Regions from separate parts of the Homo sapiens genome. Here regions 2 and 3 are each linked to region 1. The links are chromatin loops, found by intact Hi-C in ENCODE. Cell type or tissue: Calu3. All regions are shown on one strand. Links, peaks and the distances in the headings refer to the core of each region. The heading gives the core; the rest is flanking DNA. Region 1 holds the start of LOC124901047 (a long non-coding RNA gene). Region 2 has its middle 260 kb from the start of KCNN2. Region 3 overlaps LOC107986441 (a long non-coding RNA gene).

Region 1 (5,131 bases), core at 1,329-3,828:
CATTTCCCTCAGCTCTCTGATACATACACATGTTTTATAAGAATTAAATTAAATTAGCTGAAATACCAATATGTCTACCAGACACCAGAGAGGATTCAAAAATGAGAGCACCCTTGCCACCAAGTGGCATTCAGGATAGGAGAGTACAGATAATTAGATGTTTTGCCCAATGTTGACAAAAGCACAAACACATAAAATCATGAGTAACAAAGGATTACACTGGGAAACTGTTTTATCACCTGTTTCAAGACCAAATACTTTCCACATACGTTTGAAGACTCATGATTAGGTAGTTTAAGTATCCAGCCTAGCATCTTTTGGCCAGATTCCCCAAAACATCTATCTCAGAAATAACAACAGCAGTAGGTCATTTGTCGGTTTATAAGCCCATAGGTGAATTGTAAATAGTCCCCTGTTCCCACAATAAGACAATAAAAGAAAGAGCAGGAGGGAGAGGAAGAAAAAGAACAGGAAGGGGAGAAAGATCCAGAGGAGGAAAGGCTGGTAGGTATAAAAGGATAATCAACTCATAGAGAAAGAGAGCAGCTACAGAAGTTGTGTATATATTATACACTTCTAAGCCTAAATTCTGCACTATAAATAACCAGGTTCAGCTTGAATTCCTCCCTAGTCTACTCAGGAGAACAGATCAAGAGCCATCAACAAGTGGGGAGAAAGGCACCACCCTGCCACCAAGCTAGAGGTACACTGGAAATGAAGGCAAAGGCAGGCCCATGCTCCCCATAAGTTCATAATGTGCTGGAAAACAAAGCAGCTTCTGCATTTTCTGAAATAGACTAATCAATTGCTCTTGGTTTGGCCTCTTCAGAGAACTTAAGCTTTTCTGCGTCTCAGTTTCTCCCCTCTAAAATTGGGAAACTAAACTCACCAAGTCATAGTAAGAATTCCTCGTTGTTCCGTTTTATTGAATTTTTCTGGCAAATGGTGTGTAAGGTTACAAATAAAAGAAATCAAGACAATTATAAAATTGCAAGCAAAGGTACAGACTCCTTTACAAAATTGCATGAGTGGCTGAGTTTTCCTTAAGCTTTATCCTAAGTGTGCTGAGTCCATTCCAACAAGGGAGACCTTTCCAAACTGTAATCCTATGTCCTGGAGTCTCCAGTCTCCACATATGGTACAAATCTGGAGAGAATGAGGTCAGCATCCTCGGCACAAGCAGGAAGACTGTGAATATTTTTGACAACCTCAGAAATGAAATGCCTTTGGCTTTTCACTCAAGCATTCCAGAAGCTGCGTCTCTAAACAAGGACATGGCACTCTTCATGGCTGACAGCTTTCAGGAGGAGAATACTGTGAAAAGACTTTCTATTCTTACAGAGAAAAATCTGATGGCTCATGACAGAGGCTGCATCGAGGAGCAGAAGTGGTGCTTACAAGGCCCTCCTATTTGCTTGCCTGCAGTGAAGGGCATTGGCGAAGACAAAAGGTATTTTCCCTTCTGTAATACAGAGAAGCCCATCTGTTATCCTGCCACAGCGCAGTGCCGGGGAAATCCTTCATGAACAAGAACCCTCCTGCCAGAGTTCCCTGGAAACACTCCTCAGATGATCCCGCCCCCACACAGGAGCAACACACTTCTCCCCAGCCTGCCTTTTTGTATTTTTTTCTTTTTATTGCTCCATAGAGCTAAGCAGAGAACAGCGCCTGTGATTTAAAATGAGCAGGAGGGTCTACCTTCAAAGCTGTCAGAATTGTTATTATTATTACTATTTCAGCCCTAGTACATCACTGACTGCCTCAATTCAGATACACACACAACTAAGCATGGTGTCTCAGAGACAAGCTAATGGGAACTAGAAGCTGGCCAAAGCTTTCTGTTTCTATGCTTAAGCATGGATCCGCTAAAGATCACTTGAGAACATGATCTGAATAGAAACAGGGCTTCTAGGGCTGATGGGATGGGCTGCTGCCATAGCCATCTGTCCTGTCAATGGCCAGGTTTCACTGAACCAGAGCCAAAGTGACAGCTCTGGGCGCCCCAGGCAGGAAGGACTTTCCTCTCCCTCAAGCCTCAGAAAGGAGGAGGAAAGAGAGCCAGGCCCAACTGATGATGCAATGGCAAGCCCTTAAAAGGGAGAAATGGTAACTTTGTTTTCTGCTTAGGGCCACCCGAGGCACATTTGGCCTGTGCAGGCATAGGTACGGGCTCTTAGTCTCTCTCTGTAATGCTTCTACACTTATGCCTACAAAACACCCATAAGCTCCTTTACTCCTATGTTTTGGGGATACAGAAACCTCACCACTCCTTTCACTTGTAAAGCTCTACTCTCTTTGTGCTTTTCCTTCAGAGTCAATTCACATTTTCCTTGACCTGATTTGTGCTTTTTGGAATATTGGAGAGCTTTCTGAAATGAATTAGATAAGCACAGATTTGTCTCCAAAGATCAATCTGCTACAATGAGCTTCTGCCTCCTTAGCTGAGGCTAATATCTGACACTTCCCTGTAAAAGTGACAGTGCACTTAGTAATCTGTGGAATGCCTGCACACATGAATTGAAAAGATGCTGGCAGGTCCTTCCCTGACCTTCGTAAGTCATCAGCTTGTTCCGTGATTCATGGTATTGAATGGTGCTTTCTTCTTCCTTTACCTTGCTGTAAATGCTATTAATGATCCAGAGAAGTGAAAGCCCTAAATCTTTTTTCAACAGGAAAACAAGAATGGGACAGTAGCACCACCATTCTCAAGCCTGCAGAACTGCAGGAAAAGAGAAAGTGAAAGACAGCCTGGGTAGAAGGAAAAATGGCCTTTTTACTAACACTTAAAGAAAATGTTATCCTACGTTCATCTGAACTGGAGAAGGAAGTCACGTCACTCACTTTATAATTATCATACAAAACAGGAAGTAGAGTTTTATTCATTTCCTATGGAATCTAATCAATGCAAGCAACCCATCTGGATATTCCAGTAATAAAACCATATGAAAGATTTTCAACATTTTGGCTTCCAGCATTCTGGTTATCTACAAAGATCAGAATAGTTGTATAATGGACAAATCTTCACTTTATTTGATTCTGTGTAGATATAGTCTTTTATACTCCTGAAGGAAAATGCTCTGATAAAAGGATAGAATTCCTTCCTGCATTTATTCTTATTCAAAAACTATAATTTCAGTTCCACCACTGCAACTACAATATATTTTCATATGAGTAGCCAAGACAATCTCCAGCCCTTAGTAGTCTCTGGCATATGACACATAACCTTTTCAAAACTGAAAGAAAGTCCTTGAGTTGAGAAGTCTAAAGAACAGTGTTTCTGTCATGGTGTAGACCAGATTGAGAAAATTCCACCCAAGTGGCAGATCCTTGGAGGTATTTCTCCAAGTCTGTGGAGAAGCATAATTAATGACTGGCTCCTTAGAACACAAAAACAACCACAAAAGACCAAGTGATATGTCGGGGAGAAATGTCCCTTCTGAAATACATAATGAGTAGGAAGAAATGCCAGTGAAACATTTCCAATTCATTAAAATACAAATTTCCTAGTGCAAAGAAATACCTAATACAATAAAATTCAGAGGCTATTTTATATTCTCCCACATTGCTTGCTCTGAAGTGAAAAGAAATAATATTTTCCAAATTTTGACAAGCCTTTTAAATCTTCATTGAATTATCTGTATGCTCCAGGTGAGGAAATAATAAAATCATAGATATGACCCGGAAAAGGGATTTGTGGATCACTTAGCCCAACCTGCTCATTTTTAAAATGAGAAAGAGAGACCCAAAGAAGTGAGGAGACTTAACACAAACCATCAGAGTAGTTAATATCAGGTCCAAGACTGAAACCAGGCCTCCTGACCTAGCGTGCAGCTCTACCAACAGCTCCCTCAGTTCCATTCCAGGCTTCCTCTGAAAACCATCTTACCTCCATCTGCTGGCGCCTGCTCTGCCTCACACGTCAGGCTGGAGAATCAGCAGTGAGCAGAGGGATATCCTCCCCTTGGTCTACATAAGCTGTGTTTATCCTGCAAGGCCTATCTCAAGCCTTCCCTGCCTAGTACAGCCACAGCAGTCGCGCTCTCTCCTGAAGTACAGGTAATGATAGATCTCTTTCCTATTGAGCTCATATTCTGTACTGTCACGTCACTTCCCTGATATTGTCATCACCTAAATACCTACATAATTGTTACCAAAGACTTAACCTTTCTACTTTAACTCCTGTTTTCTTCCTGTCTTCCCTTCTAGACTATAAGCTCTTCTTGTTAAATAAAGAGAGTACTGTTATTTAATGCTTGTTAAGCTATTTCCCTTTTCATGGGTATACGCCTTATCTCTCCTAACCCCCAGTCAGATTTCTAGTTCCATGACTTCAGAGACTGTTTTCTGTCTCACAATTATTAGGGTACATGAGGGGGAGATGGAGTGAAAAGTCAGGGGGGACTGTCAGATGCATATTTTAATACCCTCAAATTTTTTGCAATAGTCCTGAGTTTTTCACCGGCTCTGTACGAATGCTACCAAATTCTACTCACATGTGCGGTGATAGAGAAGTGCCCTTCTCTCAGCCTGGATGCCATGGTGCATAGGTGGATTTTGCACACCAGGTGGCTCTGGAAAGGAACCATGGGCAGCTTCAGAAATGGATGAGTCAGCTCAGGCTACTGGATATCCTGCAGTAGCAGGGCTTCCCCTAGGATGAGCTGGCAACTCCATTCCTTAATCCTGGGAGAGGAGACAGCAGCCACTGGAGAAGGAAAGTAGAAGGGAAGGCTTGGGTGTAGGTCATATTCATCCATTTTCAAGCTGCCGATAAAGACATACCCAAGACTGGGCAACTTATAAAGAAAAGAGGTTTAATGGATTCACAATTCCACTTGGCTGGGGAGGCCTCACAATCATGGCAGAAGGTGAAAGGCACATCTTACATGGTGGCAAACAAGAGAGAATATGAGAGTCAAGTGAAAAGGGAAACCCCTCTAAAACAACCAGATCTCGTGAGACTTTTTCACTACCACAAGAACAATATGGGATTATCTACAATGATGATTTGTATGATTCAATTATCTCACACCAGGTCCCTCTCACAACATGGGAATTCTGGGAGCTACAATTCAAGATGAGATTTGGGTGGGCACACAGCCAAACCATATCAAGGTCATTCCTCACTCTC
Region 2 (5,131 bases), core at 938-3,437, 290 kb before region 1:
AAGTACAAAAGACTTACTTGAATAATGTATTTAATATTTTATAAATAAAAACTTTTCTTTATATATATTATTTAAAAGACACCTTTTTGTGTGAGGACCTCTCTAATGTCAAAAATATAAATCAATTCAAACGTAATACCTATGGTCATTATATAGACAGTCTTTTTGACTAAAACTTTTTGAAAAGTAGGGCTACTATATCTGAAGAAAAGCAATCTGGTCCAAAAATTTTTCCAAGAACAAAATCATAAATAGCACAATTGCCAATGAACTCTAAATATGAAGTGAAAAGACTCTAAGTCAGGTATGGTGGCATGTGCCTGTAGTCCCAGCTACCTGGGAGGCTGAGGAGGGAGGATCCCGTGATCTCAAGAGTTTCAGGCTATAGTATGCTATGATTGCACCTGTGAATAAGCAATGCATTCCACCCTGGGCAACAGAGTGAGATCCTGTCTTTTCAAGAAAAATAAAAAAGACTCTAATAATAGTCTTAACTTTTCCTCAATGTAGTTGCTAGGACTTGGTCAAGCAATTTTTCTCCTCCAAGTTTTTGTTTTCTTATGTGCAAAATGAAAAAGGAGGTGGAAAGAGGAAGTGGGAGTAACGCTTTTCAGTTCTAGCAATTGGTGATTTTTTATAATGCTATAATCTTGCTATAATCTGTATTATATATATAATCACGCTGAGAAACCTTGGCCTACATATTTATGTATGTGACTGGCCCCAAATTGGACTGGTCTTAATACTGGAGGAAGAACCTGGCTGCCTATGTGGTGTGGTTCCAGTAGTTCAGGGTACGTTTTTTGTCAAAAGAAAACACTTATCACATCAAATTTGATGAATTATTTATTTTCAGAATAAAGTCAATCCTTTGGAGAAAAGCCTAATATGTGGTAAAATTGCTTCAAGTCATTTATATTTTAATATAAATAAATGTTTTGTGTTATACAAATTTTATAGCTGGGAGGGATATTTGTGGATTAAGCCTTCTCTCAAGGATGTGGAGTACTTGGTTCCCAGTCTGACAGTGAGTATAATGTCAGATTCTAGACTGGAGCCAAAGCCCTAGATTCACCCCTGTGGAAACTATGTATGTAACCAAATGCCACTGGTACCCCCATAAATTTATACAAATAAAAGAGGGAAAAAAAGATTGGAGCCAAATCTCTGTGCCACAGGTTTCATGTTAATTCTATGACATCACAGAACCTTTCTTTTTCTTTGGGCAATCCTCCATAAAAGAGAAGTGTGGTAGACCAGCGGTCCCCAACCTTTTTGGTACCAGGGACCAGTTTCGTGGGAGACAATTTTTTCACGGACATGGTTGGGGGAATTGTGCAGGGGGGAGTGGGGATGGTTTCAGGATGAATCTGTTCCACCTCAGATCATCAGGCATTAGCTGGAGCTTGCAACCCAGATCCCTCACATGCACAGTTCACAATAGGGTTCATGTTCCTGTGAGAATCTAATACTACCACTGATCTGACAGGAGGCAGAACTCAGGCAGTAATGCTCACTTGCCTGCCACTTACTTTTTGCCATGCAGCCTGGTTCCTAACAGGCCACAGACTGGTACCAGTCTGTGGCCCAGCAGTGGGGACCCCTGTGGTAGACCAAACAATGGTCCCTAAAGAATCCAAGTCCTAATTCTCAGAAGCTGTGAATGTTCCCTTACATGGTAAAAGGGACTTTGCAGATATGATTAAGTGAAGAACCTTGAGATGGAGAGATTATCCAGGTAGATCAAATGAAATCACAAGGGTCCTTAAAAGAGGGATGTAGGAAAGTCAGACAGAGAAGAAGGCCATGTGATGACAGAAGCGGAAAGAAAGATGATGAGCTACGGAAGGAGCACAGCCTCTAGAAACTAGAAAAGAGAAGGGAAGGGATTATCCCCTAGAGCCTCCAGAAGTGAACCAGCCTTTCCGACACCTTAATTTCGGCCATGCAAAATTCATTTCAGACTTTTGACTTCCAGAACTGTAGGAAAATAAACATGTTGTTTTAAACTACTATGTTTGTGGTAATTTGTCACAGCAGCAAAAGGAAACAAATAAAGGAGACTGAAGGAAGCTTAGGACACTGGAGACAAATTAGCAGAATATTCAGAGGAGGTACCAGGGAGGAGGTGGACAAGGTGCTTACCAATGGCAGCTCACTTGATAAATCTAGGGGGAGCTAGTGGCCACTCTCAGAGCTTAAGATGGAATAGAAGTTCTAATCAAAGAGTCTGTGCTCTAATACTTTAAGTGGATGGGGAACTTTATATGCTTTGTTTGCCCTCTGAAGAAAATAAGAGCAAAAGAAAACAAGAGACGTTCATGTTTAATTGTCTGCTACCTTCAATAGCGGCAGGACTGGGCAGGAAGTGGCGAGAGACAGCATTTTAATATTTTGACACTCAGCCAGGGGAACAAGCTATAGTGAATGAAACCTACTACTGTCTTCAGGCTACTTCAGATCCACCATAATCCATGAGGTAGGAATGAATGCTAAACATATACCCATGACACTAGTGACCATCAACTACAGGACACAGAGACAGTTCTCCAGCAGTGCTAATGGATTTGCACAGGTATTACAACAGTCTTTATCCTTTTAAATGCTGGAACTAACTTGCAGATCAGAGGGTTTGTAATCCGAACAAAATGAAATTGACTGGACCCTGTGGGAAATACCTCCCCAACCATGATTACTTTCCATCATGTGAAAACTAAGATTGGACCTATAATTAATTTGTAATGTCACCTACAAGAAAAAGAACTTTCATAAAAAGCATATTTCCCGAACAATGTCTATCAAATCTAACCATTCAAGTAGGTCTACTATTTGGATCTAATACTTTCAGGATACATTTATGGAAAGAGGTGTAATTGCCTAGAGTTCAGAGTTGAATAGATCTGGGTTCAAATCTCTGCTCCTTTACTTACTAGCTAGGTAACCCTGGGCCAGTTACCTGGTGTCTCTGAGTCTCAGTGTCTCATCTATATAAGGGAGGTAATAGCAGAACTTGCTCCACTGGAGTAATGGAAAGATTAAGTGGGATATGGTAGGTTTAGTTACAGTAGCTATTATTCTGGCCATCCTCTAAAAGATTACAGATGAATACTCTGTCTCCTTGAGCCATCTTTCCTTTGTTTGCATGGTTGTCAATTAGGATGGTAGATCACCAGGGTTTCTGTGGCAGAGTCTCCAGGACTTTCCAGTGAGAAATGAAGCCTGTGGGGAAGAGAAGTTATGCAGGGAAGAGAAAGTCTGCAGGAAAGAGTGGAACACAGGAGGAGTACCACGAGGGAGAGAGGGACCTTCCTGGGGCTACAGTGAGATTTCCCACATCTGTGGGAGGTGAGTAAGAACTTCAAATCCAGGCCTGGATTCTGCACCATAGCGCCTGACAGAGACAGGAGAGGAGAATGATACCACATGGAATGACTCTGTGATGTACAGGTCATGAGTATATAGCTTGGTTTCAAGTCTCTTCACTATCTAGATAGTGCAAGTCCTTATTTCAATTGTATTATGTAATAGAACTTGTAAATTGAGATTGTATTACCAAATAAGCCAGGGATCCAGTGTAGCATGGTCAAAGTTAGTGTATAGTTGTTTTAACTGTCTTTAACCTCCAAACCATGGCCTCCATATACGAATAGATTGCTGTCTTGATATTATGTGTTAAGCAGTTTAAATGCCTGATCTCACTGAAACGTTAAAATAATCCTTAGGAAAAGGTACTCATGCTGGGTAGTAGTTGAGATTCATAGCCAATATCACAGAACCTAGAGAGCTGGAGAATCACAGTTTGAATACAAATCTATTTGACTGCTGCTGAGCCTGGCTCTCTGACATTAAGTTACACTGCTCCTGGACAGTGATCTCAACCTGTGGACTCAGTCCCCAGGGGACTTCAAGGTATGGCAAAGGATCTATAGATCCATAGGTGCATTTTCTATAGGCCAGATAGATGACATAGCCTGTTTTTAAATAAATGTAATACTGATATGCTTGAAAAAAGACAGACTGGCATATATAAATGTAAACTTAAATATCCTGGACAACTGGACTATTCTCAGCACAGTGTACAAAGGATACAGCAGGTGCATATATGGAGTCCAATTTGGAAGTCAAAAAAAATTATTGGGGGACACAAGGAGATATGTCTAAGGCAAGTAGACTACAGCAGGGAGAGGAGTCCCATCCTAGGAAAGACGAGCTAAAAGGAGTTAGGTAGGCCAAGCCCTAGAGGAAGCCTGCTGTACTAAGCAGAGAAACAAGGTAGAAAATGCAAATAAGAAAATTAAGGCCAACTGAATGGTGCTTAAAAACATGCTCCCTGGAACAATCAGAATTGAATCTTGGTTCTGCCATTTGCTCTGTGACTCCAGGCAACCTTGTTAAATGGAACCTTTTATGATATAATTTGTAATTCCACTGTGATGCCAAATCTCTCCCAGGATCCAGTGAGATGAGGTTATAATCTGCCTTCGTTTTAAGTCCAAGTTACCTTCTTCTCCTGAGGCTCATAGGGATGTCTGAGCATTAAATGAGATAATATGAATTAAACATTTAGCACAATGCCTGGCAAATCTTCCTCTAAGCCTTGTTGGGAAGTTTAAAAGAGATAAGGCACAGTGCCAGAAACCTCACAAGTGCTCAGCAAAATGATAGTTATTATTATTAAGCAGGTATTTATTTAGCCAAATTCTGCTTCCTCTCTCTCCCTGAAACACAGTGATGTTCTGTGTCCAGGCCCACCTAGAGACAACAGATGTAAATGAAATTACCACAAACATAGTAGTTTAAAACAACACTGTTATAAAGATACCCCAAAAACAACAGATGTGGTTAGAGAAAAGAAGCTGCTTCATATTCTTCACTCTCTACTCTAGAAGACAGGCTGGAATCAGGCCTCATGCATATTGCATATAAAATAAGACAATATTTAAAGCAGTAGTAAAGAACAACAGCCATAAGATAAAGCAGTTGATAGAGAAAATTATCATATAAAAATATATAATAGAAAACCAATATTATATAAAAGCAGGATTGAATTATAAGAAAGCATTGAGTACTCCATTGTATGGTCATCAAAAAATAGTCAATAATGAGGACCCTAAGTTTCCAAGCAAATAGA
Region 3 (5,131 bases), core at 910-3,409, 130 kb after region 1:
TGTCAGGCACTATTCTAAACACTTTTTAAATGTACTAGTCTATTTAAAAAAAAAGCAAAGAACCTTTTCCACGTGACATAGTTTAGTGAGAGGAACAAACAATAAACAACAAAAATAATAAATAAAATAAATAAATAAATAAATGATGTAGTATATTAAAAGTGAGATGGATGATGGACAAAAGGGGAAATAGAGAAAGGAAGAGGCAGCTGAGCTCTGGGGAGGGTGGGCAGGGCAGGATGAATGAGGGTGGTAAGTGGAGGCCCCCAGGAGTAGGTGAGATTAGAGCAGAGACTTACTGCAAGTGATGAATTGAGTCAACCAGTTATCTGAGGGAAGCACATTCCAGAAGAAGGACAGCGAGAGCCAAGTCTCTGAGGCAGGAACGTGTCTACTCCTCAAAGGACATCAAGAAACAGTGTTAGCCCAGAAGTTCAAACTTTCTAACTTCCTGGCACCCTCAGTGTCTCAGTAATTTTTTAACCACCAAAAAAAAAAAAACTACATAGCCATTCCTTTCATTAGGTAGTTAAATCCAAAAATGTTAAGTATGTATGTCCTAATAATTAAGTAGCTATTTGAAAATAATAATACAAATTGAAAAAAATACCTTTCATTTCAGTCTTAAATAACCACAATTACTTACAAATGGGGCATGTGTGTCCCTTAGGCCCTGCACAGCCTCTCCATCATTGGAATGAGACTGGACACTGCCATCCTTGTTAACTATTCCTGTTCATTTTTGCATACTACTTGCTTTTTATCCCATCAACCTCCAAAAACCTAGCTTTGCAAAAATATGATGTCACCTAGGACTGTAGGAATGTAGTGTAATTTAGTATGAAAACTCTAAAGTCATTTGCTTGGTTTCTGGTAGACGCTGCTCCATTTCCTTCAAAAACTCAAAATATCCTGGGGCCTCTCTGTGAGTTGGCTGCAGCACCTTGGGGTGTCCCAGCACGTAGTTTGGAAACAGCAGGGTTAGTTTATACCTTAGCCTCTTTCATTTTCTTGGATCAAGCTATTTCTATTCTCTTTAGTAGCTTCTCCGGCTGCCTTTCTACAATTTCTCCTTCCCAATTTTCTTTTTGAGTAGCCGCAGACTGTCTTAATCAAATATGACTTAAAGTATGTAGAGATACAGAGATACATAAGCATGTATATCATTATAGTAACGCCACCATTCAGAGGCCTATATCCTGGTGAAGGACTCATTTCCTTCCCTCTCAGCTTCTGTAAGGGAGTTAATCGCCTTTGAAGGTTTTCAACACCAAACAGATAGAAACATGCATTAACACACTAAAACACCATGTCACCTCACATCTATAAAAGATGGGAGGCTGGGAGGAATATTCTCTGTCCCCACAAAGATAATTCTAGTCACAGTGGAAGCCAGTGCTCTCCTCTGCTAAAATTTGCTTGTATACAGTACTTTAAGGCTTAGCTGTTCAATTATTTTCAAAATCATTGACCATTTGAATCATTACAAACTGTTTTTAGAGGGAAAAGGAACATAACATTTTAGCCCATTAGGGGAATTTCAAAGGACTAGAAAGCATGTTCTCATTGTGAGAATCAATTACGCACCTTCATTTCTTCACATCTCAAGTCACCTTCCGACGGCTCATGTGACACAGTTAGCGGCAGGAGGAGTGCTGTCAGAGCTCATTACCAATGCCACACACTGTGAAACAGAGCAGGAGGCAGCCTGACATTCTCTCCTTCAAAGTGAGAATTAAAGCAAATTGAATTTGCTTATGCTGAGATAAAATAATACAGTAAGTCCCTGTACCCCCTCCAAAATAAAAAGGTCATGATTTCTTATAAAGTATAATGAGGGGGGAAATGACTTAAATTAAACCTCTGCTTATCTGCATTGTTGGCTAATTACAACATTAGAGATTCACCCCACCACCACCACCACCCTGGCAGTCTTCACGGTAACATAGCGCCATCTAGTGCTGATATCATGTTAGGGGAATTCAAAAGCACACGTGTAAAGGGCACCTAAAAAGCAATGGTAAAATAAAATAAAATAAAGTAAAATAAAATAAACAAATATTTACTGAGTACCCACTATATAAATACCATATGCCTGCTTTTTTTTTCCTTCACAATTCTGGGAATTGTGTAAAGCTTTCATAAGCAGGAATTGCTCTGACTTTTGTGGAAATTATTTACATGATAGTGAGGGGGGAAGAAAGAGATCCTCTGTTGGAAGTTGTGTCAGCGATTTCATCAACATTAAATATGAGCGTAGAGGTGGCCATCAGGCTTCTCAGCTTGAGCAGAGCCATGATTACATTTACTGCACCTCTTCCCAGAAAAATATGGGGCTACTTAGCATTTATATTGCACTTTTCGTCTCCAAACCACTTTGCAGAACCTCTGAATAATTCCCCCAACGCCCTTCAAAGTAGTTATTACTCCATACTATCAGCCTCTTTATGAAAGCTTTTGATGGCTGTTTTCACTGCGTGTGAGTGAACTGCATTTACCAAAGAGAATTTCTCCAAAGACTCATGTCCAGAGTCAAAGAACAATTACTATCTAAAACCTTAATATTCCCCCTTTTTACAGAGCAAAAAAAGGCTTATAATTAATTTACATAGTGAACACATTACCTCTTTCCTATTCAAAGATAAGAATGTCAGGATAAAGGAAAGCATTGCATCATCAATATGAAATGCTTCCCTATTTTTCCACCAGTGCTACCACACCTAAAATAATAGCATTGTTGTGTCCTCAAAATATTAAGAAAACCCAGGAGACAATTGAGATGGGCAGACTGCTAAAAGAGGATGACCTTATAAATTAGGACCCTGTGATATATTAAGGATCTGACTTTTTTATTTAAAAGGTAAGTGTCTGTCACTCCTAACTTAATCACCTTTTATAAACCAGTTATTCCTTACAGTATTTGGATTAGTGGTGTAATTTAAAACCAAAAATAAAAAGGTACAGAAGTTGTCATTTTAATGAGTAATATTCACATTTTTCTATATATAATTCATGTTTAAACTTCTTAACTGGGCTTGTACCTTTTGTAAAAGAAAACAGAAAAAAATTTTTGTAATCACAAAGCATTTTTACTGTGTGACTCCCATAAACTATGGGATAAAATATGTGTGTTTCAAGAAAAAGGACCTGCATTAAGATGCATCCCAGAGAGAAAGAGAACAGAGTAAGGCAGAAAAGTTAAGAAGTCAGATCCTAAGCAAAGTGTAATGTCAACAGTGGGAGAGGCCAAGACACATCAACATAGTCAATGAGGGGCCAGGCTCCCTCGCAAACATTCTTTCTCTGCTTTCATCTTTATGTATCTTCACCCCAGAGATTACCAGCCCAAGAAACACATATGATAGGCATTTCACAATGCACATGTTATGACTTAAAAACATTTCACATTAGAAATAATCATTCAATATTTTCAGCTTTAAAAAAATGATTGTTCCATGGTATGTGGGAAGCAGTAAGTTAGAATTAATGTATCACATGCCATTTCCAAAATCCCTTCTGCAGACCTAGGAGGATGCTTTTGGTGATGTCTCAATGCCAGCTTTTTAAAAACAATCTCTAGTTATAGTCACTTTATGTAAGGGGATTCATCATCATTCTGTTACCTAATGTATTTTCATATATTTTAGGATTTAGGAAAAGAAGATAGTGTGAACTGAAGTAAAAACTCTAATAAGCATATTCATTAGGCCAGATTATTTTAGGGAAATACAGAAATCTCCCAACTATTCCCTAACAGGAAACCTTATAATTTCCATTAACAGGAGTTCGGGAGGTGGAGGTGGGGTTCTTGTTCCAGGAGTGGTGTGTGTCCTTTTTGGAAGAGTTGGGACGTTCAGATGAGCAAAGAGGGAAAGGAAGGTATATTCCTGGTCTGTAAAGCACAGGAAGCTGCTGACACCAACAAAGGTTTAAAGGCACCCCATTGCCTATGAAATGAAGCCTAAACCTCTCAGCTGGTGAAGGACAGATAACTCATTTTTCACACTGCATTCTGATGAGACCAGAAAGCTTTGTTTCTTCTGTCTGTAAGACTGACCCGAGTTTCCTCACCAAACTCCCACCTAGCTAAGTAGCATGGGTAATTTAGAGTTACAATTAGCGATATTTTAATCTCATCTCTTTTAAACAGTCAGTTTGGATGATGAAGTTTAAATAGTGTATTCAAAGTCAACTTAGTATCATGCCTAGTTTGCATGATCTCTTTTGGATGAATCAGACCCTTCGCCAAATGTTCGGTCTTTCTGATTTTGCACCCTCACTTCCAACTCCACCATGACAGCCACTATATATGTTACAGGGATTTACTGTGCCCTCCTACCAGCAGCAGGAAGGGGCCCTCAGACCATCATGGCCTCCTCTGGCCATTGATTCTTGCTGCAGAATGGCTGGATTGACTGACTCTGAGGTGCAACCAGCCACGTCTGACTGTGTTGGGAGTGATGTGAGAACAACCACTTCAGGCCCCAGTCATTTGTTCCCAGTCCAGAGGGCCCCACCCACAGTATTTCCTATGTGCTCCCTCCAGGCCTTAATGAGACCCCATCACGGTTAACAATTCCATGCCCGCTCCCTGGCACAAATGGGAATTTCAGCATCCCTCGCTCACGGGGAACCAGAGGGACTGCTATAGGCCTGTCTGTCCAGCTCTTCCTATCAATGCTGCTGAGCCATCATTTGTATTTTTCCTGTTAGTAGGGGCTACATGAAAGGCTGCTTCTTAAATCTTGCAGTGTCCTCTAGTGTAACTGAGAAGTTTACTATTAGTCCTAGTCATCTCATTCTCTGATATACTTGTCTGGATAGTTCTAATTAATCCTTGATGCTTGATTTACTTAGCCTCCCTTCTTAAGCTCTGTAAAGGGAGTAGAGTGTTCTTTGTCAATACTTCTCACCCATTTTCATAACAAACATAAAAATTTGATAATATTTGTACTGCACACTGGGATAAACTGAAGGGGATCTGGGCACAACTATCCATGGCTTGCTGAAAAAAATTATTACATTATTTTTCTAACATATAATAAATAAAAACCCAAGTACTAGAAAAGTAACTAAATTTTGAATATTTATAAAACACGTAAATAAGGTATCTTCCAATCTTTTAAGAGAA

What was found. Peaks named below come from ENCODE experiments on the same cell type or tissue, not always from the same donor. Only the 100,000 strongest peaks of a DNase experiment are listed, where the experiment ranks them.
Region 2: a loop joins it to region 1, with 3 times the contacts of the local background. A loop is called at or near these places in 2 of 110 quality-filtered maps.
Region 3: a loop joins it to region 1, with 2.6 times the contacts of the local background. A loop is called at or near these places in 4 of 110 quality-filtered maps.

The regions. Positions count from the first base shown.
Region 1 is chr5:113,803,926-113,809,056 of GRCh38, reverse strand. It overlaps LOC124901047 (a long non-coding RNA gene), which reads right to left and starts at 2,974. Exons shown (of 2, transcript XR_007058906.1): 1 at 890-2,974. In Calu3, for the core only: a CTCF peak has its summit at 2,672; a DNase peak (open chromatin) is centred at 2,706.
Region 2 is chr5:114,094,809-114,099,939 of GRCh38, reverse strand. It overlaps a transcript of KCNN2 not described here. Among named protein-coding and RNA genes, the nearest start is that of KCNN2, 260 kb to the left of the region's middle. In Calu3, for the core only: no CTCF peak of the experiment used is centred there; no DNase peak of the experiment used is centred there.
Region 3 is chr5:113,675,941-113,681,071 of GRCh38, reverse strand. All of the region lies in intron 1 of LOC107986441 (a long non-coding RNA gene), which reads right to left. Among named protein-coding and RNA genes, the nearest start is that of YTHDC2, 160 kb to the right of the region's middle. RefSeq lists an enhancer at 5,030-5,131. In Calu3, for the core only: a CTCF peak has its summit at 1,982 (motif pointing left); a DNase peak (open chromatin) is centred at 1,931.